Regions from separate parts of the Homo sapiens genome. Here region 1 is linked to region 2. A link is an interaction called in ENCODE POLR2A ChIA-PET data of the cell type or tissue named here. Cell type or tissue: GM12878. All regions are shown on one strand. Each heading gives the region's core, and the rest is flanking DNA. Links, peaks and the distances in the headings are about the cores only. Region 1 has its middle 130 kb from the start of BET1. Region 2 holds the start of LOC124901812 (a long non-coding RNA gene).

Region 1 (16,357 bases), core at 6,839-9,338, 51 kb before region 2:
CTTCCTTTATGCAGTAGATGTTTTTAGAAAGTGGGTTGTAACAGCAGGTTGTTAAATATATGTTGGCTGAATAATAGTACATCTTTTAAGTGCATTAGGAAAGCTTGCTTTGTAAAGGAAATTCCATAGTGAATTTTGGTAAATTTTAAAGTCTATTCGCAAAAGTAGTTAGTGGCAAAAGGTAGAATAATCACCCCCTTATGTTAAGTAATTTGGATTTTCATGCCTCGTAATTACCTAAATCAGAGATATGTCCATAAAATAAACTAAGTTTTTAATGTTGGGTTTATTTTATTTTTTTCTAGGATAACATCCCCACGTGTGCCATTTAAACAATTTAAGCAAATGTTTAACCTTTGTTAAGCAATACTCTCGAGAGAAACCCAAATGAATTCTGGGTTCAGGTGGTGCTAAGAAAAGGATTCTCCATTTAAATTCGTTTAGGGATCAGGTAGATAAATAAAAAAGTTATCTGGCTAGTTGTCATGCAATAAACAGTGGCCAGGACTGTGACAAACTGAAAATTGTATGTTCTAGCTCGAGAGTTTCTGTCAACTCTTGCCTGGTGAAAATGTTGCTGACTACTGACAGATTTTCCTTTTCAAGAAAAAAGAAAGATTTAATGTGAGTTTTCCTATTTGCAAAACATTAGCAAACAAAAATTACAAAATGGGTGAAGATATGATCAGGTTCTCCACAGAAGAAGAAACCCAAAATGCCAACAGATGTTGGAGAAGTTGAATTAACTTCATGCGTAATCAGGAAAATAAATATTAAAACAACAATGAGAGCTCACTTTGGTACCATTAGATTTAAAAGGGACCAAAATTTTTGTCCCATCAGATTTAAAAATTGCGAGTCCAGCAAAAAGAATTATCCAACACTGCTGGTAGCAGTGTAAATTGGCACAACTATATTTTAAAGCAATTTAGGGATATTTAATAAGATGAAAGATGCATGTGTCCTAAGACCAGCAATTCCACTTCTGGATTGCATGCTAGAGAAAGCTACACACATTGGTACATAAAGACAGTACATGAATGTTTGCAGCATCATTGTTGGAAGCAGTAAAACTTGGAGACAGTCACACTGTCCAGCATAAAAAGTTCAGAAAACTGTTCTGTGGTACATTTGTGTAACGGAATGTGGTGCAGCATTACAAAAGCTATCTAAAATGACATCACATTATATCAAAAATATACTACTAGGCAAATAAAACCCCAAAAGTATGAAAGGCAATATACGGCTTGTGCATAAAGTTTAAAAACCTGGAAAATAACACATTAAAAATAATACTGGCCAGGCACGGTGGCTCATGCCTGTAATCCCAGCACTTTGGAAGGCTGAGGCAGGCAGATCACGAGCTCAAGAGATTCAGACCATCCTGGCCAACATGGTGAAACCCTGTCTCTACTGAAAATACAAAAATTAGGTGGGCGTGGTGGTGTGTGCCTATAGTCCCAGCTACATGGGAAGCTGAGGCAGGAGAATTGCTTGAAGCTGGGAGTCAGAGGTTGCAGTGAGCCGAGACTGTGCCACTGCACTCCAGCCTGGCAACAGAGTGAGACTTTTTCTATAATATACATATATATATATATATAATGTTTACATACGTATATAGTACAAAAATTAAGTATTTACACATATTTAAATTTGAAAAAATGAAAAACATGCTTTGAGAATAATAAACATAAACTTAAAAGAGTGATGACTTCTGAGAGAAAGGGGGATGGAGAGAAATGGAATTAGAAGGGTATACAGAGGTTCTTACTTTAGCTGCAATGTTGTATGTATAAAACAAAGTAAAGATTCAATAAAGCACAAAGAGTTATATGAATTTTCATTGTTTATTCTTTATATTTTAAGTACATCTAATTAAATATTTTATTAAAACAACTTGTATAAGAAGTTGCTCTGCTCAAGTATAGGAGAGCGAGACTCATATCCTCCAACTATACTGGCTACTCCTTTTTAGTCTTTTTGATTGATTCTTTTTCAGCTCGTGGATCTTTGAACATTTATGTTCTCCAGGGCTTTAAACTGGGATAGCATCTCTTTTTTATCTACACTTGTTCCTGTGTGCTTCTTTCCAGTGTCTTGGTTTTAAAACCGCCAATATGCTTATGACTTTCCAATTTCTATTTCTACCCTGAACGTCTCGTAACTCCCCTTTGACTCATTTATTCCACTGTCTACTCAATATCCTCACGTGTATGTCTGTTAGACATCTCAAATATAGCATGTTCATTACCCAACTGCTGATTCCCATCCTGAAGTTTCCTTCCTGCAGCCTTGCCCATCTCAGTAAACACTAACTCCATCCTTCTGGTTGCCCAGGCTTCAAACCATGGAGTCAACTTAGAATTCTCTTTCTCTCATATCTCATGTTCAATCAGTTAGCAAGTTATATGATTCTACCTTCAAAATATACTCAGAATCTGACCACTTCTCTCACCACTTCCACTGCTACCACCTGGTCAAAGCTAATACCAGCTTTGGCCTGGATTGCTGAAATAGTCAACAGATCTGATTACTTCCACTCTTGTACCTCTTCAATCTATTCTCAACACAGCAACCAGAGTGATCTTTTAAAATGTAGGCTGTTATGTCACCATTTGACTCAAATTTTCTAATGACTTCCCACCATTTACAGAGCCAAGCCAAAGTCTTTCCAGGTCCAAAAGGCTCCACAGGGCATGGTTCCTCTCTATATCTCCATATTAATTTCCTACCTCTCACTGTCACTCTGCTACTCCTACTGACCTCATCGCCCTGCCTTCCAAAATCTGAGACTGGTCTCAGAGCCTAGAGGTCTCTATGCTTCCTATCCCTTATATCCTACTTTATTTGTCCACATAGTTCTTATCACCATTTGACATACTATCTACTTCTCTATCTACTTTTTATTATCTGTCTTCTCCCCTATAAATTAAGTTTCATGAAGCCAGGAAAGTTTGTCTCATTTATTGCTATATCCATCTAACACATAGTAAGGAATCAGTTAATATTTATTGAATGATTTAATAAGTGGTGATAAAAATACCTTTATAGAAAGAGTGAATAACTGACACAGAATCAAGATTTTAAAAAATAATCTTGATAGATTAGAATTATGCCGATAAACGTTTTATGGATATTGTGAAGACCTGGATTTAGATGAACAAAAATCAATTACACAGAATAGGAATGTACTTATTCCCATGTAAAACAAACTAGCATATTTAAATTGATCAAACATTTCATATCTGTTAACTTGATTGATGTAAAAAAGTGTAGATAGACTACATTTAGAGAGGAAGATGAGAGAAAGCTAATTAATGACACTAGACAGAGGTCAGATTTTAATTCTCTGGGGAAAAGAATAAAATCATACTTGAACATCTTCTACTCTTCGTATGAGTCTAATTTATACTGAAATGAGATACCAGTTTAACTGTCATTCTAAAAATTAACTCTCCTTAGTTTTCTAAGAACATCCATTCATTTTTGGTAACTGTCTTCCATGTCTCTCCCTTTGCAGCATTATCAATATACTTCTACTTTATTGATATTTTAATTGCAGATATAATAAATCTAGAGAAAACTACACAAAACACAAATACAGAACTTAACAAGTTGTTGAAGCCGAGCAATGGTGAATCTAATACACTTTTCCTTTCCTGTGCCTACTCCTAATCTTCCAGGTATTTATTCAAGTCTTTTATCCTTTACGTTAGTGTGTTACCTTTCTTTATTAAGATTTTCTTAAAGTTGATCTCTCCTAGGGAAGGAGATACAGGCTCTTTTTAAGGAGGGATCAAAACTTCTCTTTCTTTCCATCAAAGTCTCTCTTCAGGGCCTTGAACATTGAAAGAGCTCAGTAAGTGTGTGTTGAATACACAAATGAATTAAAAAGTATAGTTGTTTCAATAGATGGTAAGGATGCAGGGGTACATGGGCCCCAGCATACCACCAAATAATGAAATGGAATCACTGTAAGTATTGAAATAAATGAGACATATTATGTGATGATCAACCCTCCCTTTCCTATTTTTTAATGCCTAATTTAATAATGGAACATTTGATATTGAAATGTTAGACTTTATGAAGAAGCCACAATTTAAATGAACCAGTTAATGAGGTAGAGAAAGAAGGAGACAAGAACAAGGCTTTCACAGCATCTTTGCATCAACAGCCAGACCATGATGGGAAATGTTCGCTTACTGCAGGAGACAAGGAACACAATCAAGTGCCAAGCATTAAATGACTGCTATCTAATGTGCTAATTAGGAGAACATAGGCTCTTTCCTTTTTATACAGCCCTTCCCGAACTGCTGGTTATGACGATAAATTCACCTGTCTCCATAGAAAGGGGAAACAAGCAGAGTCCTCAATTGTGTCAAGTAAACAGCATCTCTACCATCTCCATAGAATATAACAGCTTTCTGATGTCAACATTGTGCTTATTGCTTCAGATGTACAGAAGGGCAAATAGTAATCTAAAAACACTCATTGCTTTGCTGCATAAAGCTAACATTGATAAAATTTGATGAGTTTTATCCATAAAGAGAATTATGTGAAAAGAAAAAATTTAGTGCTTATCTGCCCTAAGTCCCTCACCTTTGTAGAATGCTTGCTCCTGAAAACGTTATTCCCCAACGAGCAATGTCTATCCACCTTTGTAAATCAATGCTGCTGCCAATTATTTTAAAAAGCAGTTCCTTTGGCTGAAAATCTCAAAGTGCTAGAAGACAGAAGAAAATTCAGTGATATTCCGAATTCTACTAAGCAGAAGAACTAAATCACCAAATCAAAAAGATTCAGTTACCTTTAGTGCCTAGACTTCTGAATTAAGTTTCCAGAAAAATTTTAAAAAATATGACAATGTATAAAATGTAGGACAGGTAACATCTACTGGAAATCACATAAAAATATAAAAATTATGCAATAATACCTCTAAGAATATTTTTGTGATTTGATTTAGAATTTCATTATATTTGTAAGATCAAGGCAGACTTTCCATTCTCACTTGCTTTGGGATTATTTGCCTTTCTCTTTGTATGGTTCCTTCTACTGTCCAAATTCTTCTACCAAAGGAATGTATAAAGTTTATTAATATCTCAAATTTATTGTTCATTTCTGTCTAAATGAAAGTGAAAAAGAAATAGAGAAGACATCAAATTTAGAATACAAAAGAGACACAACTCAGAAAGAAAAAGAAAAATAAACTTAAATCTGATTTCAAATTAGAAAGCAATCCAAATGCTCACTAATATGAATTCAATTACATTATTTGTTTAGTAATTATGTTATGAGAAGCACTGAATGTCAGACCATGCCAGGAGCTGACGATTACAGCTTACATTTAGGTAGGGGCTATGTCAGAATGCATGTCAGAACTGAGAACTGGGTAGAAAACATGGTGGTTGTATTTATTAGATAGCACCATGTTACAAATCATCCCCAAATCTAGTTGCTTAAAACAGTAATCATTTTTTCCCCAAGAGTTATTGGGATGCCTAGTGGTTCTCCTAGTCAGTGGCACTCTAGCATGCCAACTTTAGATCAGTCAGGTAGCTTTGCTGATATGGGACAGACTTTCTCTGAGACCTTGAATGGGACAACTGAGCATACTCAGCTCTGCTCCATGTAGTCTCTCATCTTCCAGCATGATAGTCTGTTCTTGTTCTCATGATTAAGGTAGAAAGCCAAAGTGTCCATGGCCAGGACTAGCCTGGCATTCTACACATTTACTTCTTCCACATATCAAAAAGAGGTCAAAAGGGTAGTCACATCAAGTCATAGGGTAAAGAAATAGACTCTACTAATTGAAGGGAGGAGCTGCAAAATCACATTGAAAAGAATGTGGGTAGAGGAAAAGGTGAAAAATTGTGGCCGCACAATGGTTTTACTTGGGGACAAGAAGGAACATAAGGTAACCTAAATTTGACTTCAAACTAACTCAGCTAAGACAATGAAGTTTACTAAGTGAGAAAGATACAGGCAACAAGGCACATATAAATCCTACTCACCAGTTAGGTAACAATGTCTTCAGACGAAGAGAAGCTTTAATTCATTAGTCAGCATAGGTAATCAGTATTTAACACTCAGGCACCTGGGAAGTTAGGTGTTGCTAAAACCTAGTGGTAAGTTCTGCCTTTACAGTGATCTGAGATCAGGGTGGGGCTGGGCCATTAGGTAGGGAACAAAGATGACAGTTCTCAATAAACTACATTTTATTGCAGAAAAGTTTTGGCTTATTTGGAAGACTGTGTATACTAGGGTTGATTGCTTCTAGAAAGTCCAGTAATTTCCATAACTTCGAAGCCACACTTTTATTTGACTCTAATTAGTTCTTGCTTTCCTTCTGACAAAATCCCTTTGGTCTCCTTTACCACATATACAATGTTTCTTTGTTGTGTTCTCAGCTTAGGTACATCTGGCTGAGAGCAAATATTCAACAGTGAAAAGAAATGAGAGGCAGACTCAGCCATTCTCCTCTGATTACATTATGACTCAGGAGGACACCCACCAGTAGTTTTATTCATTATTGGATATTAAAATCAAAGGCCCTTAATATGCAGCAACAAAGTTGTCCAAATTGAAGCCCATCTGTGCATCCTTGTAGAAGTTTTCACAGCATGATACATAGGCAATTTTCATAAACTTATTAGTTTTTCAGTCTGCCCCCAAGGACTGAATAAAACTTCAGCATTTTCTTGATGCTTCTTGGAGCAGCACTAGCTCTTTTCACAATCTAGATATTTTAAGACAAGATTGCACTGAGGATGAAGGATGCAGGCACCAATTTTAAGAGCTGTCTGCTGCTTTTAGGCAGCTCAAGGTGTCTGTCCCAGGACATAGATCTCTTTTCTCCCTCTTACCTATCTCAACTGATTTCTGATAACTCCTTCAGCTTTTAGATTTTTGTGATAAACACATCAGATCCTAGTAACTCTGGCCTCAGAACCTCTGCCTTTCAAATTCATCTTGCCTTCTCTTGTCATAAATATCAGTGAAGGGGACTTTAGGAAAGGAAAACATATTCTGAGTGAACTTCCAATGTGTGGTTCTTCAGATGCTTGAAGAAATTTTAGAGGCAACAAAATTCTGCTGCTAAGACCTGTACTTCAATTGCCTTTGATTTTGAAATTAGAGATCTGCTTAACTTCTTTCCCTGCTCACTTAACAACTTTCTTTTAGTTCGGGTCCCATTTCAAATGCTAGAACATTCTTCCTAATCTTCTTTCATGGTTGAAGGGACAAAGCAAGAGATCATATAGAAAATGAATTCCAGAAGAGTCGAACAGATCTGCAATTAAATCTTAGAGAAATTATTTAAACCTTGCTAAGTTTTATTTTCTTCATATTCAAATGAGGTTTAAAATTGTTACTACTTCATAAGGTTGGTGAAAAATTATTATCGTTGCTACTAGACTAGGGAAACGACTCACTCAATCTTCAGAACTGTCTTAAAGACAAACAATATACTACCAGACAGAAGCAGCACTTTCTATAGCACTTGCCGTTAGTCAAACTTGGTTACAAGCACTTTATATTTATTAACTGACTTAATACTTATTACAAGTACTTTATATATGTTAACTCATTTAATGCTCACAACAGGCTATGAGGGAAATACTGTTATTTTTCTCTTCTTGCACGTAAGACAACCTGACACAAGAGTTCATATGACCCAGCTGAGGTCATATGACTGGAAAGTTTCAGGGTCAGAATTTTAACCTAGGCAGTCTGCTTCCAGAGGCTGTTTTCCAACCATCATGTTGTACTGCTTCTGGAAAGAAAATGCCCTTTGCGGAGGAAGAATGCCACAGTTATTGTAGATTTCTCCTGTAGTTGCATAGCTCTAATTAGGTGTATGGTTTATTGACTGACTTGGGTATTTCAAAATGATTTCCCTTCCCACTTTAGAATATAAAGTCCTCAAGGGCAGAGACAACGTGTATTGTTTTCTTTATGCTGAGTACAACTTTCTGTATTGCCGTGGTCTACACCAGGTCTTATTGTCTGGCTTGCTCTGTCTTGCATTTTCCCACAGGGTTTCTAGGAACTTTAAATAGGTCCCAGGAGCTGAGAGTTAAAAAGAGCTGTGGTTTGGCCTCCCTCACCCCCTTGTGAAATTCTCATTAACACTTCTGAGGCAGCAAAGCCCTTGTTCATGTAAAAGAATTCTAGCATTCTGCAGAACCACACTCATTTCTGGAAGCTTCTGAAATGACGACGTCCACAGCTGCCAGTTTGGTGGTGAACCCTAGCACTGCTGAGAGTCTCACTTGCCAGAGCCAGTGGGTTCCCTGGACCAAGGTTCAGATGCTGTGGAAAGCTGGAAGGTGAGAACAAAACCAAAGAGAAGCCAGAGAGCTCAAAGGAAAGAAAATACTGAGCTGTCTTTGTCAGTCAGTAAAATGCTTTTTCATTTGAAGATTTTTGGAAATGTTTTAAAATTATATTTTGTAGGCAAGCAAAATGTCATTCTTACAGACAATTGAGGATACTGCAGGAGGCTGCATAAGGTACATTAAGTTTAACAGGTAAAGGGTTTAATATGAAAAAAAATTATCCTGCAATTTGCTATCCTAATAGCTATATACAAAATAAATCTCATAATGTAAAATTAACTTAATATTTCAAGAATCAAATCTTTCCCAATTTCAAGTGTTTACTACAACACAGAACATTCATGAGGTGGAATATATTTTTGACCACTTTGTTGGTGCTCTAGTATTTAAAGCCTGTTTGGACTGTCCTGCTTAGCAGTCAGGGAAATGTGGGTGCAAATCCAAGCTCAAATTCTTGTTCGATGTGTGACCCTATGGAAGTTATTTAGCTCTCTCTTAACTTCAGTGTCTTCAACTATAAAAAGGGACAATACTATTTCTACCTCTTAGAGTTATTTTGAAGATTAAATCAGATATGACATACAAAGTGCCTGGAACTCAGTAGTTGTTCAATTAATGCATACTACTATTTTGTCTGATAAATTAGATCCTGGCCATTTATGAAAACACAAATATCCTGAGAATAGAGACTTTGTCTTGTTCACTGATATATGGACATTTTAAAGAGTGCCGGACACATAGTAGTAGCTCAAAAAAATATATCTTGAATGAATAAGTATTTGAAACATTTTGGGCAAGTTTGAGTTTTGTAACAGGTTTGTAGTGAAGACTGGATCCCATTCTGTATTAGCTGAAGAGATGTGAAGCTTTCATGTAGACTTCTATATAAGTGTCACGTTAGAGCTAGTTTCTATTTCAGATCATACATGATTCTTGACTTTTATTCCCTTTCCTTTTCTCTCTCACTCTTTCTTTCTGGTTCTCCTTTGCGTTTTTTTTGTTGTTGTTGTTTGTTTGTTTTTTGTTTTTTTTTTTAAGAGATGGAGTCTTGCTCTGTCACCCAGGCTGGAGTGCAGTGGTGTGATCTCAGCTCACTTTTGATCCAGTGTTTATAAATTATCAACCCTTACCCTGCTGTGAGGATGGTGATCTATTTTCCTTAGTTGACTGTCTTTCACAGACGTTGTTATCAGAAACTTCTGAGTTTTAGGGAAACTGGCTCACTTTTAAACTCTGTGTAAATTTTGGTTTAGTGAGTCTGTGGGAAAATAGAAGTAGGAATAAGGTAATTCTTTCTTCTTCATGCTACGATATTGTGGTCACAGGTAGTCCAGAGGAAAATTTGAAATAAAATGTGGGGATCTCAACAATGCAAAACTCATTCTCTAAAAAGAATTGCACAGAGTTCCCAGTAATTATAAATTATATATTTACACATCAGTCTGAACTCACTCTCGCAATACAAAGATTGACACATCTGATTTAAGATGAAAGGGAGAGACCGATATCAATGCAGAACTTGTATTACTCAAAAAACTGAATTTTGTGGGTGTGGGGTCATAAACAGTCATTCCTTGGTATCTGTAGGGAATTGATTCCAGGACCACCCCTTCCATACAAAATCCACAAATGCTCAAGTGCTTATATGAAATAGTGTAACATTTGCATGTAACTACGCACATTCTCCTATATACTTTAAATCATCTGTAGCTTACTTATAAAACCTAATACAATGTAAATACTAAACAGTTGTTCTATTGTATTGTTTAGGGAATAATGACAAGTTTAAAAAGTCTATACATGCTCAGTACAGATGCAACCATCCATTCTGTTTTCTGAATATGTTTGATCTGCCGTTGGTTAAATCCACAGATATAGAACCCATGGATAGGGAGGGCCAACTGTATTATTGAAATTTTGCAATAATTCTACAAGGAAATCACATACCTAGCCCACTGTGAAAGGGTCTGGCATAGCTCTCATGATCTGAGCTTAAAACTGAGCCATATTTATTAACAGCAGTGAACTAAATCCTCAGGTTAACTGGGCTGTTCTGACTCCATGAGAATCTCTTAGCTGAGGCTTTAGGAGACCATCATATCCTATATTCATTATTTTATATATATATATTTTTTTTATTTATTTTGAGATGGGGCCTCACTCTCTCACCCAGGTTGGAGTGCAGTGGCGCGATCTCAGCTCACTGCAACCTCCATCGCTTGAACAGAAGGTTCAAGCAATCCTTCTGTCTCAGCCTCCCAAGTAGCTGGGGACTACAGGCACATGCCACCACTCCTGGCTAATTTTTGTAGTTTTTACTAGAGACAAGGTTTTGCCATGTTGGCCAGGCTGGTCTCAAACTCTTGACCTTAGGTGATCCACCCGCTGCGGCTTTCCAAAGTGCTGGGATTACAGGCATGAGCCACCATGCCTGGCCCAGCCCCTGTATTCATTCTTTAGACTGGAATCTGCAGGGAATAGGAGCAGAGACATGATCCTTACTCTCTCTGAAGGAGCCGCCCTCTGATTGTATCACAAACTGAACACAGGTTTCACAACTAGAGAAGAGCTACATGAGAACTGCTGGACTCTGAGGGTGAAACAACCATACAAACAGCTTTGTGGGCCAAGCAGTAGAAAAAGAATTTATTGACAAGGTGGGACTTGAATTGGAACTTGATGGTGAATAGGACAGAGAAGACAGAGGGACAGAGGGAGTGCAATCCTTGTAGCAAGAATGCCATAGGGAAATAAGTCCCAGAACAGTGCGGGAGAGTGGTGGAAAACAGGACTGAAGGAGAGTTTTGATATGAATAGGATAGGCATGGGGTTGGGGGCTCTTTTTTTTTTTTTTTTAAAGAAAATGACATTGAAAGCATAATTTATTCAACAAATAGGAATTGAGCACCTACTCTGGGTAAGCCATCAAACCAGATAAACAGGTCAAACTCTTTGCTGTAAGAAAGCTTAAAATTCATCAGAATTTATTTCAGAAATCTTGTTTTAGAAAGATGTATTTGAGTGGATGTATGTATTAAATGAACATTTCAGGAAGGGTTGGGAAAAAAAATTTCATTATTATAAACGTAAACACTGTTAAAGCCTTCATTAAAAATTCTTCAGCTCCATTCTTGGTCCAAATCTACTTAAAACTCAATTGCAGCACTTAATGGCACAAAAATATCTGTCGTTCACAAAATGTCTCCAAAGACTGGCATTTAATTTTGTTCATTTTCAGAGTTTGTGATATGAATTCTGAGGGTGGCTATAATTTCTGGATTTAGATCCTTTAGCCTGATAGCTCCCTTTTAGGGAGTTTAAGATGCTCATTCTTTATACTGGCTATGACCTGCCAGGGTCTCTTACCCAAAGCAGATACTAACATCTGTTGTTTTCACTTGGGATGCCTCAGATTGCATGAGCCATATTACTTGTCAAGATTAAACAAGTGACTCACTGTGTTTATCTTTCTGCTAGCTTCCAAAGTCATGTTGCTGATATTGAAATGTCAATTCCTTGACCTTTGGATGCACATGGGAGTCTCAGAGAACATTCCAAGCATTTGAAAGTAAGTTGTAAAAATCTGGTACTGGAAAGAAACATAACTTCAGTTGAAGTCTTTGGGGTTAATGCAGTACTGTATTAAAACAGCACTCTGTGTTCCTCGAGGTTTACTTGAGCAAATTTAGACAGCAGTGTAGGTTAATGTAATTACTCCTTGGAATTGCTGAATTCTTAGTGATAAGTGGCTTGGAAATAAGTATTTTTCTTGGGCTATATATTTGTACTCCTTAGGTACATGTACTTGGGATAGTGTCCTGTAATCTGTTATGCAGAACTCTTCCTTCTCAGGAATGCCCAAGACTCTGTACAGTATTATTCTAGTAACATCTTGATGAATAGGAAAACATTTTTACATCCCACAAACTTGAACTGATTAAAATGAATATGATTGTGACTGGGTAAAAGGCAAATGCAATTTTAAACAGTAATTAGCAAAATGTGTATTCCAGGGTAAAAATGAATATGGTCAAGGAAATGAGGCATATCAGGTCTTTCCACTCGCCTCACAAATCTTCTATGAATTAATAATCACTGACATTTTTATGAAACAATGTCATTCTCAGCACAAGTCTCCGCTTTCCACATTATGACTGCCTTTATAAAGGCTTACCTCCAAGTGAGAGGAATTAAAAAAGAGTCTTCATAGTACTCTTCAAACAATTGCCAAGGAAGCAGTAGAGGGAAATAAAGGCCCAGCTTCTTCTGCCCTGAAGAATTCTGGCAATTGACATAAAAACAATGAGTACATTGAGAAGAGAATCTAAATGCTATATAATTACAGAGTATTCCAACTAGATGAATTATCAGAGAAGACCCAATTGGAGAAACAGGGTCTGTGACAGTCATTACCTTTTAAGAGTCTTTCATTAGATTAAGGTAACACAATCAGAATTTTCTACATCCATTAAGGTCCAATAAAAATACATGAGAATGAACAACGTAAAACTTATTTGTCCATTAGTGTAGTTTTACTTTGAAGTAAAAGCAAAAGTTTCTGCTATATTTCTTTTCCTAAAAGGAGTGATAAACTTGCATTTGAAGTTTGAAACTCTTAGTAATCAAAGGTTCTCATCCAAGAGGAAATTTTCTTTATGGTTAAAGATTATTTGTTAATCAGAATGAATTATACATTCAACATTTTATTCAGACTCTCTCTAAATTAGTTTAACCTATTTGGAAAGCCTTTTAGGGCTTTAGTGAGAAAGTGAATTATTGAGATTAAAAACACAGGGACTTCCTTGCAATGACTTTACGGCTCCACATACATGTAAGAGGAGTTCCATTCAGTTGCTGTTGTTTAAAAAAAAATGGAACATCAAAGCAAACAAAGAAAATTTCCTGCCTCTATACTATTGGGATAGTAATGATAAGAGTAGTAATAGCAAAACGAGTCAATGGTAAGACTTGAAAAGGGTCTTCCAACATCTTTGATGGTAGTTTTGAAAATGTTCATAACGTATGGTGCTTTTGTGAGAATTCATAGATACGTTTTTTTCCAAAATACCTTCCACAAGTTATTTGATTTTATACCCAGAGAAGACTCTGAGGTATGAAAGTCACATGCCATTGCACAATTTTAACAGATTAATAAACTTAGGCCAAGGGAAATAAAATGACTTGCTTAAGATCACATATTTAATGGCAATTGGGATTAGACAACTGACTTTCCTGGCTCTGAGTCAGAATCCTTTCTGTAATAACAAACAGGTGTTTTTCTATCATCTACCATCACAGCTGTACCTACATCTCCATCTCTAAAGAGGAATGTGCTAGTGACATCAAGGTGGCAGTCACCTCCATAAGCCTATGTGCATGCATAAATAAATCCTCATGTGCCCAGAGCCTTTCCTTGAAGAAGCCTGATAAGCATCGACTATTCATTCTTATGTTTTTTTTTTTTTTTTTTTTTTTTGAGATGGAGTTTCACTCTCGTTGCCCGGGCTGGAGTGCAATGGCGCGACCTCTGCTCACCGCAACCTCTGTCTCCTAGGTTCAAGCAATTCTCCTGCTTCAGCCTCCCGAGTAGCTGGGATTACAAGCATGTGCCACTACGCCCGGCTAATTTTGTATTTTTAGTAGAGACAGGGTTTCTCCATGCTGGTCAGGCTGGTGTCGAACTCCCGACCTCAGGTGATCCGCCCACCTCAGCCTCCCAAAGTGCTGGGATTACAGGCATGAGCCACTGCGCCCAGCCCACTCTTTTTTTCCTTGAAAACTGGCCCGGCCCAGTTTTTTCCTTGAAAACTGTTCCATGGGTCACAGCACCATGATGTCAGATCATATAAGTTAGGTTCTTATGTCAATTACAGCTTTGGGGCTTGTGTTTGATAGGTAACATGAGACTCCATCTTCATTCAAAAGTACCTGGGTGCCTAACTGCTTCCCACCTTCTCAATGTAAATGGCTCAGAGGAAAGGGTTCTGCTGTAATATACGCTGATGTTTATAGACAGGCTGGAGAGCTCTTACAATAGGCACTCTCAACCTAAGGTCATTGGATGGATGTACTTTGGGGAGTCTATAAAACTACTGAAATTATACCTGGAATCTCCAAGTATGTGCATGTGGTTATTTTTCTGGAGAAAGGATCCATAAACTCATCAGATGCTCAAAGGGATCTGTGACTCAAATAGGTTTAATTAAGAACAACTGCTTTCTGTTTTATTCTTTTGAGCATTTAGCAGAACAAATGCCAAAAATCTGTAGCTTTACAGCAAAAGGGAAAATCCTAGGAATGCTGTTAGCAAGTTGAGTTTTCTAACATGTGAAACCATTACTACTACCTCCTAAGGGAGAATATGAGAATGATGTCCATAAGGATTAAGCTGATATAAGATAGACATGTACAAGTGTGCAAATTATGTTAATATAGATATGTTTCATAAAAAAGGCATATGTCTAGCCAAATGTCCTGGGATTTTGCTTTCAGCTGAGATTCTAACTCTGCCTTTACATCATAGAATTAAACACGGTTATAAAATAGTCCTTTGTTTTAAAGATTGAATTTAGGTTATTGTGTCTACAAGTCCTCCTCACAAATATGTAAGGTACATGAACAAGAAAAATTTTCTTTTGTGGCAGTATAGGAAAATTTTGAAAACAATGTAGGACATGTAAATAAATTATAGTTAATTGTTAATTATTTTTTCCAGTACACAATGCTAAAAGCTGTATATTATATATGAACTCAATACTGTAAAATGTGTGTGGTGGATAAGACAGTGAATATGCTCAGGAATTGTCCAGAGGAGGGCTGTACTTAAACAGATTGAAAGTGGGGAAATAAATAGAAAATGATAGATAAGTGAAAAGGAACACAGATTTAGGGGAAGGACTGATATTCCCTGTAACACCCACTTTGCAACTAGTTAGTTTCCAATTAGTGTTAGGGGATATATGCTACATTTTCTATGGAGGAAAAGCTTAAAATGATGGCATGGCCAAGTATTCCCAGTGCCTGGTTTGATACCTGACACATACTCCATAAATATTTGTTCAATAAAAAAATTGCTCTTTAGGGGGCTACATCACTGTGAGCCACATTCCTTCCAACTGCATTTTGAAAATTATACCATTTCCAGTAACAAAAAAGGTGACCTGTACTTGACTCCTCAGTCATGCAAAGGTGAAACCCAGTAGAAGGTCTGGCATGGTGGGCTGGCTTGCACAGTACAGGATCTCTTAAATCATCATTATCTCAAAAATTTATTTGAATGTGTGAAATTAATATTTTCTCCAACAGACCTTCCCTTATCTGATCATTAAATGATCATACATGACATTTATTGAAAACTCATTCCATGTCAGCCACTGTCCTAAGTATCCTGCATGCAAAATCTCAGGCTCCACTCTAGCTCTTGGAGTCAGGATCCACAGGTTTACCAGATTCCCAGGCCATTCGGATGCATACTGATGTTTGAGAAGCAGTGAATTCATTCATTTAATTCTTGCAACAGCCATTTGAGGTGGTGCTATTATTATTTCCATTTTAAAGAGGGGGAAATAAAGGCACTAAGTTGAGTTACATACGTAAGGACACTCAGACAGCAAAGGGTGGAGCCAAGATTCAGACCCAGAGAGGCTGACATGGTATCTGTGATCTTCACCACCTTACTACTTTTCTGTTTGATAGCACTACCACCAGCAGCAATCCCAAATCCATAACAGTTATCATAGTAAAAGTAATGACACCTTTGAGCAGGAAGATTAAATGGAATCTGGGGAGTTCTGCAAAGAGGAAGTCTGCTGTAGCACAAAGGACACAGGATTTGGAACAAGTGAGATCTGAGTTTTGCCTCTTATTACCAGCGTGATCTTGTACTAGTAATGTATCCTATCAATTAGTTTCCTCATCCGTTAAACTGGGCTACAATTTCCCAAGTTGTTGTAAGAATTGATGATAACATATTCAATCTACCTTGAAAACTATCTGGAACTCAGTAAGTGGTGATGCTT
Region 2 (16,357 bases), core at 5,842-8,341:
GTTGGGTCCACTTCGCTTTCTGTTTTGCCTCCTAACCAATCTGATGTTATCTACTCACGGACCTCCATTTTCCTGGTGCACTCTTTTGGCTGGCCCTCCTGCTAAATCTCTTTGCTGGCTGAACCTTAGCCTTCCCTAGCCACAAGCCAATGAGAAAATCACTACCTCTATCTCACTAGGTTGGAGCGTAGCACTTTGGGAATGGAAGCAACAAGTCCTAACCTCACAGTCAGTCAGGCATTCAACTCAAATACATGATCATTTATTCAGGAGGCATCTGCTGTGTGCAATGGCTTTGGGACAGCACAGAGAGAGATGCAAAGATGGAAACACTGTCTCTACCCCAGTGTAGTTTAGGACCTGTCTTGGGAAGAAAGCAATTGTTTCCAATAACAGTAGTAAGAACAGCAAGAGAGATGCAGTGATGTAGAATGGGAAGGAGATTCAGAGCATTCTTGAGTGAGCTGCTAATTGGAGGGCTGAGGGGATTGTGACTTCATCCTTTGCATCCAGGTGCTGCTGGCGTGTCTGGTGCACAGTGGGTGCTCTGCAGTGTTTGCCAAGCCATTATTGAGAAGGGGTATCCAATGGTGTGCATACCCCTTCGAAAGGGCTTACTAGTCATGTGAGGTGCTACTAGAGAGACAAGTTAAGGTTTTGAATGAGAGATGAGAGTTGGAAGAATATTCTAGTGGAAAAAAAGAATATGAGAAACAGTTCAGAAACATGGAATCCCTGCTCAACTTCCTCTGCTCACTGCCCCCGGCCACTTCATCCAGGGATGTTGAGGACAGATTTCTCTACAGGTAATTGGAAGCAAGACTTACTTGGAGAAAATAGTTTCATTGGTCTCTTGTCTCTGACAGTACTCACAAAGCCTCCTTGCTTGTTTGCTTCCTTCCCTTAATCCCATTCTTTCATTCCGAACCTTTCTACGTCTCCCTTAAGTCCTATTTTCTTTTTCCCTTGTTCTGAGCTCCCATCACCATCTTTATCCCCTGTCAACCAAGGAGACAGGGCACAGGTGCAGTTACCAGGTCACCAAGCTAAACAAAGGGCTTTAGAGTTGGTCTTTTTTGTGACTGTCCTGCCTCCCTCTAGGTATTTATCTCTTTTCTGTGGGTAGCATAACAGAAGCTCAGAGAGTTGATGTGCCTGCAGCATGACATAAGTGGAAGTCACAAACATTCATTTTCCACTTCTTTATTTTGCCTTCTGAGTCATGGTGCCTCTGCATAATTTAAACCTTTTCTCTCCCCACTGCCTTAACCCCTGAAAATCTGCAACAAGTTCACATGCATCCTTAATTCTCCACTCTAGAATTTCAAATGGAAGTTTTAAACAATGTTTTGGCTTCTTGTGAAATCTGAGAATCCAGTGTATGTCCTTGGTCTTACAATAAAAGGCTGGTAAAAGTCCTTTTTTTTTTTTTAACTTCCTCTTTCTCTACTCTATTGTCCAGTTTTGGCTTTCCTATTTTCCCTCATCTTTGTAAAATTGCCTTCCAGATGTCTCTTCAAATGACTTGACAGCAGCCCTGTTATCTTCTAAGAGCCTAAAAGCACTTTGGCTGCTTTAGAAAAATGTGTTTGTTTTTTCTTCTTATTAGGCAGCATCTGAAGTCTCTCTGAAAACACAAGAAAAGAATATACAGAGAACCTCCCAGAAACTGCAAGTCCCATGGAAATTAAGGCCATTAGTGTTTTGTATAATAAACAGTCACCTTTGCATTTAAAATGGACTATTTTGTTTTGGATATAGGTGGAGTAGGATATAAATGTATACTTCCTTGCTTCTTAGTTTATCATAGGAATCTAAGAAAAGAACTAAGGATAAGAGAAAAGGAGGAAAAAAAGACAGCTCTGCTGCTTTTATCTCAGGTTATTTCAGAAAAAACAAAATGATAACCCTGCAAAATTCTCAGCACTCTTCACTTTGGTTCCACCGCTTTCAGTGGGTGACTTGTCTGGAAAGGAATCTCTTTTAGCCTTCCTGGCTAATGAGCCATGGCAGATAATGCCACAAGGTGTCACTATTGCTAAAATCGCTCTCCACCTACAGGATCGATTGCGGTTATGGTTATGTGAATGTGAATTAGATTTCACTTTTGTTTCTAAATAGGCTCCCTGGGAGAGGTACTTTTTGACTGGCAGTGTTCGCTGCCTCCTTCACTCCAAACAAACAAACTATGGCTTTGGCTAAATTATCTAGTGAAGCTCAGATTTCTAATATAGAATTGAGTAGGAGATAATTTCTGTCTTTCCGGGTAGAAAACCTTGGTATAGCTGAGTTTCAGATGCAGCACTTAGTAGGTACGCAACAAAAGTTAGCTCCCCTAACTTAAAAGCGAGGAATGGAGTTGGAAAGTGTGCATGGGGAAGAGGGTGGTAACTTTTTGAGGCCCCTTTCTTTCTTTTTCTTTTTTTTTAAATTGGATTTCAAAGCTGCAAAAATATCAAACACAGAGGTCTGGTTGTTGTTAACAGCTATGCCATAAAAAAATGTTTAGGAAAAGCTAAATACTATAGCTTCCTCTTACATAATCACCGTATTAAAGTCTCTAAGAGGTCCTGCTATAAAGAAATCTACTTAATTTTCTTTACAGTTTCTCAAGTTTCTTTGAGCAAAGAACATATGTGTATATATATGTGTGTATATACACATACACACACATTTGTGTGCATATACATGTGTAATATATTTATATATGTGTGTGTGTGTATAATTATTATTAACATCTAAATTGAAAAACTTTAGTCTTGTTTAATTTTTGATGTACGTATGAGAAAATAGAAACCTAGACAGTAAGGTTTGGTTCACAAAACACATGTCTTATTTTAGAACCACTACTGTGTTAGAACTGGCTTGTACCAGCTCACAAGAGCCAGCTATGCTCTTCTCTTCCCAATTCTGTGTTTGATGATGTCAGGTTGATAGCTTGAAATCAGCCACTGTGGGAATATTTACACCACAGAAATCAGCAAACACTACAAACCATTTTTTCTTTTTTTCAAGAGAGTAGGTTTACCAGTATGCTACTGTTAGAATCTAGCTGTTCAGATTCCCAATACTACATTCCTGTGATTTTTCAGTTTCTAAGGCACTTTGAAAATAGTTTGGCAAAGAAATGACAAAAACTCCTACTACTGTTCTACTATATGTAAACATGTGTGTGGGGGGTATAATATATATGATGCCTATATATCATCTATAATATATGTCATTGCAGGGAGAAGCAGAATATTTCCCTCATATACTAGGAGATATTTCCATTTTCCAGCTGGGTTCTAACTGGCCAGACCACAGTCAGTCAAATTTTAAGATGGAGAAGGAATGTTTGCTAACTCTTCAGTATCTCTTTTAGCTCAACTCTGATTTCTGGGTAGCTTCAGGGGCCAGATCAAATCAGTGGCTCTATCCATCCCACAGCTGGCTTAAGATGGCTTATTTTATAGACCCATGGAAGGCAGGGGTTCAGTGACTTCCAGGTGTTTCCCATCTGTTCTAAAAATAACTTTTTCTTTCTTGAACCCATCTGTCTATCTACTCTATCTATCTATCTATCTATCTATCTATCTATCTATCTATCTATCTATGTATCTATCATCTATCTATCTATCTATCTATCTATCTATCTATCTATCTATCTAGTTTATCATAGGAATCCAAGAAGAGGTATCCAATGGTATGGCTTTAACCAGATAGACCAATCACTAGACTATATATATATATATATACACACACACACACACATATATATATATTCAATATATTAACTCCTCATCACTGATATATATTAATCAATATATATCCCTCACTGGAATACCTGCTCCATGCCAAACACTACATTAGCTATTTCTCATCCCCAGTTTAAGTCTTATAGAGAAAACTGAAGTACAATGAAGTTGAATAACATTTCCCCAGTCACACCACTCACAACCGTCTGCCAGACTTTAAATGCTATGACCCTTCCCTTGAGCCATTTAGCCTTCCTTCTGTATAGAGAAAGAGGGGCAGAAATGATCTGCCTGGCAAGGATATTCTTGGACAAGAAAATATACCAGAACCAAGGAAGAAACCACTCTTTTGGAGAGGCTTCTATCAACTCTCTAAACTCACATTTCCCTAAAATAGGAGGTTGGAAATGGAGAAGTTCCATGCCTTGTGGGGGAATATTACAAAAATATGTTGGGAGACATAGAGAGATTGCTGCAGTTGATTGTTGGGTTCCGGACAGAGAAAATCTAGAGAAAACTAGAAGGTTAAAGTAGTTTTTGCAAACAAGTTTGGGTGTTAAGCCAGAATGACAAGCTTCTTCATGCTTCTTGGGAAATGGCTTCAAATCATTCATCAGTGTTTCAGTCATGACAACATTAACAAAGGCTCTGTAATTTGCAGTGCGATTGCAAACAGAAAACATAAAAAGCACATAACCTGTGGGCTGTGGCATTGGCCCTATCCCGTGGGGCTACTGGGTTGTTTGTGGGTGCTGTGGAGGCTCAGTGCCCAGGTATAAGAGAGTTGGAGACACTGGTCTGTCCTTTGCTTATGCCTCCAGCTCCACTCTTAGTGGCAGTGGTTATGAGAACCCAGAATTGCAATAAGACCAGCTAGGAATCCCTGGCAGTGATGAAGAGGACCTGACCACTCCAGCTGCATAGTTTTTATTATTATTATTATTGGTTTGCAGGATAAAGCTCTGGAGCTATGAAATCACTTTTGCATTCAGGCTTGGATATTCAATTTGTGTTCGCTATGGTCTACTGGTGAACTTCACACAGGTTTTTCATCTTGAAGAGTTTATATATTTTATTGATAAATTTGAATTCAATGCTACAAAATTTGAACTTGAAATCATATCCTATGCCACTATTTATGACTCAGATCAGAAAGGTGCCACTTCTCTACGACAGAGTTCAGTCACTCATGGTCAAGCTTCCAGAATCAAGCCTTCATCATTTGAGCATGGATGAATTGAATATCTTTTTAAGCACATTGTATGTTGGTTTTATAAACTGGTTGCCTGTGTCAAAAGATCCCTGTACTGAATAGTATGCTGTAGTGGAAAGGTCAGTAATGTAATCTGTCATGATCACAACTCCTTTCCAAAGGGGTTCAAGAGTTATTTACAGGTGATTGCTTATATAGTTGGCCATGTTTTGTACCACATGACATTGAATTATTCTTCCACACTAGGCCCATGACCTGTGATCAGGTCAGAATTTGAACATGAACACCTAATTTCAAACTGGTCTAGAGTTGTGTGCCATGAACAGTGGTGGCAGTGTGGACTTTGGCAGCTGTAGAATAATATCTGATGAAAGAAGTGGCCAAGAAGAAAAAAATATCAAAATGTGGCCATAGGGTTCTTCCACCATGACAGTTGCTGCAGCTTGTGGCTCAGCACTGGATTGGTCTCATGGTGGACAGGCCTCCTAGTGAGCCAGTAGATGGAAGGTTTAACTCATGCACTCAAATAGTAAGAATCTACAAATATCCCTGAATTGGGAATGAAAGCGTTTTAAGAATGAAACAGCATGAAAATATAGAATCTGATAGAATCTGAAGTTTAAATAAAAAGTAAGTAAAATATTAAATAGAACAGTAAGATCTAATATCCATTGGTGTTATTAAATGCAATTGATGATCAAACTTTCACTGCCTACTATTTTATTTTAGACCTTGAAAAGCATGACAGATTCGAAAGTTAATTATGAAAAGGGAGGGAAACATCATCACAGTCTTTGTGTGCTTATCTTTATCCACCACAGCAGTTGATTAGCACTGCTTTATCTGAGGATGTTACAATGCAGACACATCAACAAAGCTCATTTATTAATTCTGTTAATGAAATTAGATTGTCAGAGCTTGTTTCTAAATTTTTGGATCAAAGCTGAATATTAATAAGTAAACAGATAATTGAAAATAGAGGAGTGCCTGCTCTACAGAACCCCCCATTCTCACCCCTCCACCATCTTTGAACCTGTAACATTTACTATATTTGCTTAGGTCACCTATACTTGGAGGACCTTCTATTTATTTGTTGTATGGGAAGCAGATGCTTTCTAGTGGGACAGTCAATCGCAATGTCACTCCTACGTGCTTCTTCATTTTTCTTTTTGCTCTTCCCCTTCATTATAGCTTGTCTCCAACAACACTGGTCTCCTCACCATTCGCTAAATACAATTTGTTCTTCTGCTTCTATGTTTCCATTCATGTCATTATTTCCAAAAAGAATGCCCCTTCCTTCCAATTCTCATCCTCAAGTCCTACCCATCCTTCAAAATGCAGCTAAAAATGACTTAATTTGGCCCCCAGAGCAGGATATGATCTTGTCCATCTGGGGTCATCCAAAAAAGTTATTTTCAAAGTTTGGTGTATATAAGAATCACTTATAGAGCATGTCACAAATGTAGATTCCTAGGCTTTACTCCTAACCTTTCTGATTTAAACAGATCTTGGGTGTGGCTCCATAAACTTCATTGTTTTTAAAAGTATCACCAACTAATTCGGATGCACTGTTTGTGGACCATTTCTTAAAAGGATTGTATAAGCCAGACACCTGACACCTTGTGTTTATTGTTTTACATTTTCTATTTGATTTGGATCTTAAGAGATAAAATGACATCATTAAATATTTTCAGAACAAATAAATGAAATTTCGCCGGCCAGGAGTTCAACCATCATTTGCTCTGTGAACAGCAGCAGGCAGCTGAAGTAGTAATCTTCTCAAAATCAAAGATTCTCAAATCCCACTGTAAAGGTATCTACCAGGTGAAAAGGACAACATTAAGTAACATCATGCACATCGGTGGTTCTTATCAATGTCCACTGAGTGGTCTTGACCCTTGATAAAATTTTCACCACTCTATCTAGAAAAGCAATAGGGCAATAGGATACATTTTTAACAAAGCGCTTACTTTTCTTTTTAAATTTAAATATGGTGTTTTATTTGGGAACTATGTTTTTCCTTTTTGTTGCTATTAAATGCTTTTTTTAATTTTCTGCATGAAATAGTAATACTAAATGACTATATTTTTAAACATCTTTACTTAAAAAATTTGCCTCTATAATAGACCCCGTTTTTAAAAAATGACCAGCTACTACTGGTCAGTAAAATGATAAAGTCCAAATACCTCTTAACTATGCATTAATTCCAGCATCTCCATTCCAAAGTGCATCTCCTTTTCCTAAGACTCTGATATGTGATGTATGGTGCAGCTGCTGGGTCTCTGTATGATTTTTCAGCAAACCCTCTGCAGACAGTGCTATGAGGAATAGCTCCACTTCCTTGAGGAAACACTCTACCCTCAACATTGACTTTCTTGAGGACATTCCAGACCTTTGCTAAATAGCTTATTGTGATGCCTTTCAGTTTTGTTGCCTTAAGAGTGTCACTTTTTCTTATGAGATGGTGGCAGTGAATGATAGAATTTAACACCCTTGAAATAAATTGATACACCCCTGTGATGCTGCACAAAGGACAGAAAACCACAAAGTACTGGAATTCAAGGACTTTATTTTGATTTATCTCATTTGTATTACTACATTGAGTTTATTATATTTCTACCAAGGAATAGAAGTTTATTATTAACCCTCAAGCAGTATTTCCTTGACATAGAATGATAGTGCAGCAAAGGCACTCTGAGATGTTTTTCCTCTGATGTGGAGGGAGCCATCCACTGAGTTATCTGCACTTCCTGGCTGGGAGTTGCTAACAGCTCTGTCTCTAGAACAGATCAGACCTAATGATCATAGGACATTCTCTATCCAACTGCAGAAGCCAAGCATCATTTTTGAGATAGTTTTTAAAATTCTCATTATGAAAATATAAAGCCTTGGTCCCTGTCTTTAGAATTAGAAGAAAATTTGTCACTCTTTGGGGCTGTAATTGTTTCCATAAATTGCCCATAGTTGAGACTTGATGCCAGCTAATTTACCAATACCTTCATAGGTGGCTGAGGAGTCTAAATATATGGTCTGAATTATTTGACAAACAACCATTGTCTCAGTTCCTCCAACCATGGAAAAAATTATGGTTTTTCATTAAGCATACATCTAGCTAAACTTAGTAAACTATTACTTTGCAGAGAAGCTTCGATCCTATTTTACTTAATTTGCTTTGTATTAAAATTGTTCAATTAAACCCAGGAAGAAAAATAAGGTGTTCCTCTAGTGTTTATATAAAAACCATTATTCCAAATGAGTTTCTGTATGAATATACGTAGTATTTTGTCAAAAATTAATAGTTTTGACTTGAAAAAAATCATAGTACTATATATTAATTATCCAAAGCAGTGGTTTTATTTATGACCTCTTTGACACAGCTTTCACCTTAGTAGTCTCAACCCCAGAAGCCATGAAGAAAATAGAAAAGGAGCTGAATGTAGGTTTTCAACCGGAACAGTGGTTAATTACTTCTGTTCTACACTATTTGTGCTGTATGGTCAGTAACATGCTAATGAGTTTCAATTAAGTTACCTTTGCAAAACTGAATTGCCTTTGCAAAATTCTGCCAAGAAACAGAAATTGGGTCATATAAGGTGGGATATTAAATAAATAGTCTCTTGCTATCAGTGAAAATATATGCTTAACCCCTCTACTCTCCCATTATCTGTGATTCAGGTCACTGCTGTGTGTTATGGGGTTATGATCATGACTGCAAGTGGCTTAGAAGGAAGTAAAAGACTTAACAGACTAAGCAGTTGTAGCTCTAACATGTTCCATGCAACCTGAAAGGTGTTCATTGAACTGTTCTATCCTAAACCTTGACAGCACAACATGCTGAGGTGGGAAGGTGACTGGTCTGAAAAAAGGGGCTGGAATTAGAGCAACATTTGTCGACATGTTCTCCCAGAACACTAATCTCTTAAAATGAGAGGGTAAAAACATATTCTAGGAAACACTGCATATTCTACCTTCCCTTACCACCTTGCAGATTTATATAAACTGAAATGTCTGAAACTCCTGCAATTAAAGAAAGACCAGCAAATTATTTAAGCCTGTTAACCAATATCTCCTGATAGTTTCCCAAACTAAATCCTTATTTTGAGAACCATTCATGGAATTGGTGTTCTCGCATCTGCGAACAGAAATTTTAGGAGGGTTCCTTCCATTCCCAGAACTGGTAAGAGTGACTCATGGTGCTGAAACTATTTATATAGACAATGTGGTGTGTCCTCAACACCTGCTTTCCTTCTGGGAGTCTGGGATTTAGGTATGTGCTTGGCAGAGGGTCTCTATGTGATTAGCCCCAGTATAAACACTGGACAATGGGTCTCTGAGTTTCTCTGGTTGGCAACGTTTTACACGTCACAACTCATTGCTGGAGAGATTAAGTGCATTCTGTGTGACTCCACTGGGAAAGGATGCTTGGAAGTTGACGCTCAATTTCCCTGAGTGTCACCCATGTGCCACTTCCCTTTGCTGATTGTGCACGGTATCCTTTCACTCCAACAATCACAACTGTAAGCACAAATATCTGCTGAGTCCTAGGAGTCCTCTTAGCAAATTATCAAACTTGAGGGTAGTCTCAGTAACCCCAAACAGGTGTAGCAAGCAAAACAGACATGACTCTACCCTTGCAGAACTTACCAGCTGAGGATGCAGATATTATTATCAACAAACAATGCTTACAAAATAATCACTTATAAATGGAAAATTTAGATAAGTTTTTTTTTTTAAGGAGAAGTGCCAGTTTCTGTGAGACTAGTAACGGCAAAACGGAATCTGAATTGGGGATGTTAGAAAGGCTTTCACCGACGTGAGGATTAAGCTCAGTCCTGAAAGATGGGTAGTAGTTAGTTACTCAGGACAAAAAAAAGGGAGAGGAGCAATTTGGAAAGAGGGAGTAAAAATTGCAAAGGCACTAAGCCTTGTGGAAGATGACACATCTAATAAACAACAGATCAGAATTTTAAATAGGTTTCCAGGACCTCTGTTGAGTGGTCTTCCATAGCACTTATAGTACAATACTGCTTCACACCAATAGCATATAAAGATTTTCAGTCCGTTTTTTCTCTGATCTTTTCATTCCATTGCTCTGATCTTGTCACTCTGATCTTGTCATTCCATTGCTGTGTATATCAGGAAAAAAAGTCCAATCATGCTAAGGACCTTTATGGATTGAGCCCAGAGTCAAAAGATCTGGCTTCTTTTATATATGCCTTATTAGGGAACTTCTGTCTGCTCTTAATATTCTACATCTTGATCCAGGTGGTATATACCTGAAAGTACAGTTTGTGAAAGCCTATTGAGCTGTACACTTAAAATCTGCACACTTCGTCACAGATGTAATTTAGCTCAAAAAAATGTGCTGAAAAAAAATGTGAATTCCTACCCTGTTACTATCTTGCCCTGTTATCAACATGCTTTTGTTTTGTTTTGTTTTTTTACTTTGGACAAATCATACAGTCTCGTTGAGCCTCAGGTTTATTATCTATAAAATGAATGAGAACATCTGCCTGCAGTTTTTTCAAACTTTATTGGAAATAAGATGTCTTAATTAACAATATTATCTGATTGAGAGATGTGATCTTAGCCTGTGATGCCATTTTAAAAATTCATACTCATTTCAGTTGCCTCTCAATTATTCACTGTCTAATTATCTAATGTGTCAGTTTTCTAGACTTCAGCTCTTCTCTTCCAAACTGTTTACCCACAAGAGGTATTTCAGCAGAAAATGTGGAAATAAAAAGAACAATTTTTATTTTTTTACTTGGCACAATTTTGATAGAACAGGAAGAGGAATAAAGTCTTGAGTTTATGTTTTAGTATAGTTTTTAGATTGTCAATGTATTTCCATTTTGTATGCTAACTTGAATCTCTAACAATTTATTTTGATAATTAAAAATAATTGCTATCATTTATTGACTATACATTGTCATAGATCAGGCATTACATAAAATAACATATATATTATATATAGATAGATGTAGGATTACAAGAGACTTTTGTATAAAACTTTACTGAATTAAGAAAAGAAACATGACCTTTCTCATGGAAAAAAAGAGTATAGTTGAAAAAGTAGAGAAAGAGAGGGGATGGGGATTGACATAGAGATTGAAATCTTAGGAAGCCTTTGGAAGGACGTGAAATAGTGCATGACATGTTAGAGTAAGTAAACCAAGGCATCACAGTGCTTGAGACACTGAGGTCTGTCTCTAGGGCTGGTTTAGGTAAGAAAACAAAGACAGGACCTTTCTGTCCTGTTCAAGAGAAGGAGGGCATTGGTTGTTGGGCCCTGCATACAAGATTAACAAAGAGGAGACACAGCTTTCTGCTTCTGCATGATGCCCCATCAGCATCAGCCAGGCCTTACTCTCATCCATTTTACCTAAAAGAGGCTGACATAAAAGACTGTAACACATGTGGTAGCTTCTCTGAGAGATATTCTTTAACATATGAAGCCTTAATAATGAGGTCAGCTTGCTGAAAGGGGTGACAAGGTTGAGGGCAGGCAGAGTGGAGTGGAATTGTGGCTGAGAGGCAGACCTCAAGTGAAAGAAATAAAAGAAATCTCTGGATAAGTGAATGCTCTTAATATCTAAGCTGGTCACAAAGTAACTAAGAACAAAGTTAAGAACTTTATGTGTCTAACTTTGTGTCTCTTTTCCTCTCCATTCTGCTATCACTTCCCTGGAGCCTTTCGTCTCATCTGTAAGTGAAAGGCATAGAAATGGGTAGTCTCCAAGGTCATTCTCAGCTCTGACAGCCTTGGATTAACCCTTCCACGTGAGTGCAGCCCTTTGTACTGTATGTAATACCACATTTCCTATGGGGAGGAAACTAGACTGCAGCACAGAATTATGAATTTGAACTTCGAAATTTAAACTGTTTTGATTTTCACTGTTCTCCTAAGGCAGCGGTTCCTGTTCCTTTAGTATTTGGAAACTAAACATAGTTCTTAAAGCGAATTGGTGAAAATGACTATTATCCATCATTCAACACTGAGGTCTGTCTCCAGGGCTGGTTAGAGGGCACGTGGCTATTTGAGGTGGAGGGAATGGAGCAGGAGAAAAGTTTATTATGCCAAGTACTGTGCCCGCTAGAAATCTCAGGAAACCCAGTCTCTGGAGCTCCATGGAATTTGGAACCACTTGGAGCTTGAAATAATTCACTTCTGCCTAAAGAAAAAAAATTTCCAATTTTTTTCCTCTTGAAATATCACCAGTTGTTCCAGACATTTTAAAAAATAGCAGTATTTGGACATTTTAAAAAGAGTCAGCAAGATTCAGCTTACATTTGCCTTGAGGCTTTGTGACTTTATATTTCAAGTCAATTTGAAAAACAGTTTGAGATACCTGTTAAACTTTGAACACAGCGGGATTTATCTATCTCACTTTTTGAAGCTACAAATAATCCTATATATTTTGGTAATGAGGTAGAAAAGAAGCAAACATATCCATATTTCTAAATGCTCTGACAACAGAACTTGCTCTACTTTGGACCCATAAAATGAACCCAGCAACAGTTCCCAAATCCATCTTTTGGATGAACCTAAGATAATTCTTAGTTCAGAATGGCCTAGAGAGAAAACTTAAATATCTGAATCAGGTGGAATCCACTTAGAGGCTGGTTATTTTAAATGACATTTGCACCAAGAACTCTGTGAATTACAGGTACTGACAGAGCTGTTTCATTTATTTCATCAGCTCATGCTGCCAGGGAGGCCCCACATATATCTGAAAAGATGTACCATAATAAGTTGTGCCATAATGGAAGCGGATTTTTGTGTGTGTGTGTGCTTTTAAATGACTTCATGTGAAAGTAAATTAAGGCCTCTTTGGATGGTCACTAATATGTCCTATCGTCTTAGGTTAAGTTCCTTGGAAACAGATTCTGGGACAGTTATTTGTGAACAGAAAGTTTACTGGAAGGAAGCAAAATTAAGCAGAGGAAGAAACTAAACTGTGATATAGTCACAACTATGGTCTCAGCTATGAAGCTGTGATTGCCTTTCAGATTTGTCCTGAATTAAGGTAAGGGCCCCAGGCCTTTGTACTTCCTTTCCCCTCAGGTGAGCAGTCATTGGAGGAGGACTGTTCTTGGGGAGAGGGGAACATATATTTGAATGAGACAGAACTCTTGGGCAAGGGAAATTTCTGGAAAGCAATTCAGCTATGAGCTGAAAGTAGGCTACAGTCCTGACATAGGCAAATAGGTGTCCCATTCTTAAAGGGAGAATATGGCCTTCAAACCACAGCATCCACTATAGTCCACCCCTTGGGCTGCTCAAATCCACTTACTCATATAAAAAACATTTACCCCATCAAAGACAGCTCCTTCAGGATTCTAGTTAGTCCCTTTCCCTGGGAAAATTTAAAATAAGAGTATCACTAAGATAAGCTCTAGCCCTGTTTCTGTACTTAGCCTAAGGAGCTCAGGTGACATTCGTCACTTCTCGCCTCCACCAACTCACCCTTAGTTACCACCTTTTCTGGTTTAGATGGCTTAAATATTGAGGCAACTCAGACACTTATCCATAAAGCGTCTGATCCCCTGGCCACTGTGCCTTTTCAGATGATGGCTGTTGCACTTATCAATTTACTGCCAATTTGGACAGGGTAGTACCAAGAGATGTCCCAATGGATTGCCAGGTGGTCAAATGTATTCTTCCCTGCCTCCATGTAAGGCTTCCTGTCCCAGTGGAAGACCTGCCTCTGCCTGATCACCGGGGTCAATTACTTCTGCCAGGATAGTAATTCCTTCTGTAGCTTGCCAATCTTTTGGTATAAGAAGTCTGAAATAGGGCCTGACACGGTGGCTCACGCCTGTAATCCCAGCACTTTGGGAGGCTGAGGCAGGTGGATTACGAGGTCAAGAGACCAAGACCATCCTAGCCAACACGGTGAAACCCTGTGTCTACCAAAAATACAAAAATTAGCCAGGTGTGGTTGCACGTGCCTGTAGTCCCAAATAATCAGGAGGCTGAGGCAGGAGAATTGCTTGAACCCGAGAGGCAGAGGTTGCAGTGAGCCAAGATCTTGCCACTGCACTCCAGCCTGGTGACAGAGCGAGACTCTACCTTAAAAGAAAAAAAATAAAAGTCTGAAATGACCAGATGGCAGCCACAACTCAAAGTTAATAGGAATCAGAAATTCCACTGTCCCTGGTGGACACATTACTCCTATAGCAATCAGGACCTTTAAACCAAAAATGCCTAGAATTGCAGATATGGGAAGCATAACTTCTTCAAGTGGGTACATAGAAGCAGAGCCACTCTCTTCTACCACTTGTCTCTGCACCCACATAGTTTACCTCTTGGAAACATAGCACCATATAAACTTCATTGATTTAAGGTGTACCTCAGAGTATCAGTTTCAAGCTGGTGCCTTGTCTATGCTGTTAAAAAGGCCATCTGTTACTCTATCCAACTGGCAGTTTCTGTGTGCACGTGACTTGCATAACCACATGCCCACTGCTATGACTGCTACACCCTCTGTGATTGTTAATTTTATATGTCAACTTAAATGGGCCACAGGGTGCCTAGATGTTTGGTCAAACTTTATTCTGGGTGTTTCTGTGAAGGTGTTTTCGATGAGGTTAACATTTAAATTGGTAGACTGAGTAAAACATATTGCCCTCCCTGATGTAGATGGGCCTTATCCAATCAGTTGAAAGCATGAAGAGAACAAAAGGATGTCCCTCCCCTGAGTAAGAGATAATTCCCCTGCCTGATAGTCTTCAAACTGGAACATCGGCTCTTCCTGGTTCTACAGAAGCTTTTGGCCTTTGGACTCAAGCTAGACACTGGCTCTGCAGATTTTGGACTTGCCAGTCATCATAATTGCATGAACCAATTCCTTATAATAAATCACACACACACACACACACACGTGCACACACACATCCTATTGATTCTGTTTCTTTGGAGAACCCTAACAAGTACACCTCCTTGCTACAAAGTGGGCTTCTTGGTTCAAAGCCATGTTATTCAGAATCTTATATGGTGGTAGTAGTGCCTGAGGCCATACAAGCAGAAAAGACAATCTTATATCGATATTATTAATCGATTTCAGGTAAGATGAACCAATTCTCTTTCCTAGATGAAAGGGGTCCAGTGTAATCAATTTGCTATCAATAGCTAATAGCTCTTCAAAGCATGGTACTATATTGGGAATTCAGTGTTGGTCTCTGTTATTGGCAGGTTGGGCATTCAGCAGTAGCTACACACGCCTTGGTGAATATGCATTCATGCTGTTGGACATATGCATGGCCTCTGTATCTGCCACCATAACTACTCTGTTCATGTGCTCTTTGTGTCAGCCCTGGGGTAGCCAGTGGCAGCCTTGCTTTGTCAGCCCGGCTTTGTCAGCCCGGCTTTGTCAGCCCGAGTACTCTGTCTACTTTGTTTTTAGTGTTTCCTCCATGTAGGATGCCCTGCAGCGGACATTATCATTCAATACACAGACCTTCACACTTGGTGCCCAATCCCATAAGTCTGTCTACTGGCCTCTTCTCCAGACTGCCTTGTCTCTACAGTCCTCTAATCTCTCTCCTGGGCCCTGACCCATCAGGCAAGCCATTTGCCACTGCTCTTCAGTCCACACATATTCTTATCATGGGTCATTTTTCTTTCTACATAAAGTGGATGACCAGGTGTACCACTCAAAGTTTTGTCCCTAGGTAGGATTTCCTTTCACCATGATTTTAAGTGTCATAAGAGTGAAGCTGTAGTGTAACAGCAGTTTATTGTCATCTTTCACAGAGATATTGAGCTGACCCATCTATGAACCAAACTGAAGCTTTATCCTCCTATTTTTTGTGGTCATAAAGAATCCTTTATGTGGACTGGGTGTGGTGGCTTACGCCTGTAATCTCAGCACTCAGGATCACCTGAGGTCAGGAGTTCGAGATCAGCCTGGCCAACACAGTGAAACTCCATCTGTAGTAAAAATACAAAAATTAGCCGGGTGTGGTGGTGCACACTTGTAATCCCAGCTACATGGGAGACTGAGGCAGGAGACTCAATTGAACCCAGGAGGCGAAGGTTACAGTGAGCAGAGATTGTGCCACTGCACTCCAGCCTGGGTGACACACCGAGACTCAGTCTCAAAAAAAAAAAAATAAAGAAAAGAAAAGAAAAGGCAAAGAAAAGAATCCTTTATGTGGCTAAAGCTCTATGTAAGCTGAGGAGAAAAAAGTGTGGGTGCAATACTGGTGAACTTTGGGGATCTGGGCTACCTCCTGGTGAGATACAAGCATGCCGTGTCCTCTGGCCCAGCTCATGCCTAATTCAGTAGGTACCACTTCTAACTTACAATTGCTTTCTCCTGGGCTTGCTTGATGTTATCATTTAGTGGGTCTGACAGTAGCCAACCCTGTACCCATAGCTGGTGGAATCAAGAACAGAGAT

The links. Peaks named below come from ENCODE experiments on the same cell type or tissue, not always from the same donor. Only the 100,000 strongest peaks of a DNase experiment are listed, where the experiment ranks them.
Region 1: POLR2A ChIA-PET joins it to region 2 with 5 read pairs; 2 of 35 experiments call an interaction of 5 or more read pairs at or near these places.

Annotation. Positions count from the first base shown.
Region 1 is chr7:94,125,436-94,141,792 of GRCh38, reverse strand. No RefSeq gene overlaps it. Among named protein-coding and RNA genes, the nearest start is that of BET1, 130 kb to the right of the region's middle. In GM12878, for the core only: no CTCF peak of the experiment used is centred there; a DNase peak (open chromatin) is centred at 8,112.
Region 2 is chr7:94,073,618-94,089,974 of GRCh38, reverse strand. It overlaps LOC124901812 (a long non-coding RNA gene), which reads left to right and starts at 174. Exons shown (of 2, transcript XR_007060642.1): 1 at 174-806; 2 at 1,610-1,737. In GM12878, for the core only: no CTCF peak of the experiment used is centred there; no DNase peak of the experiment used is centred there.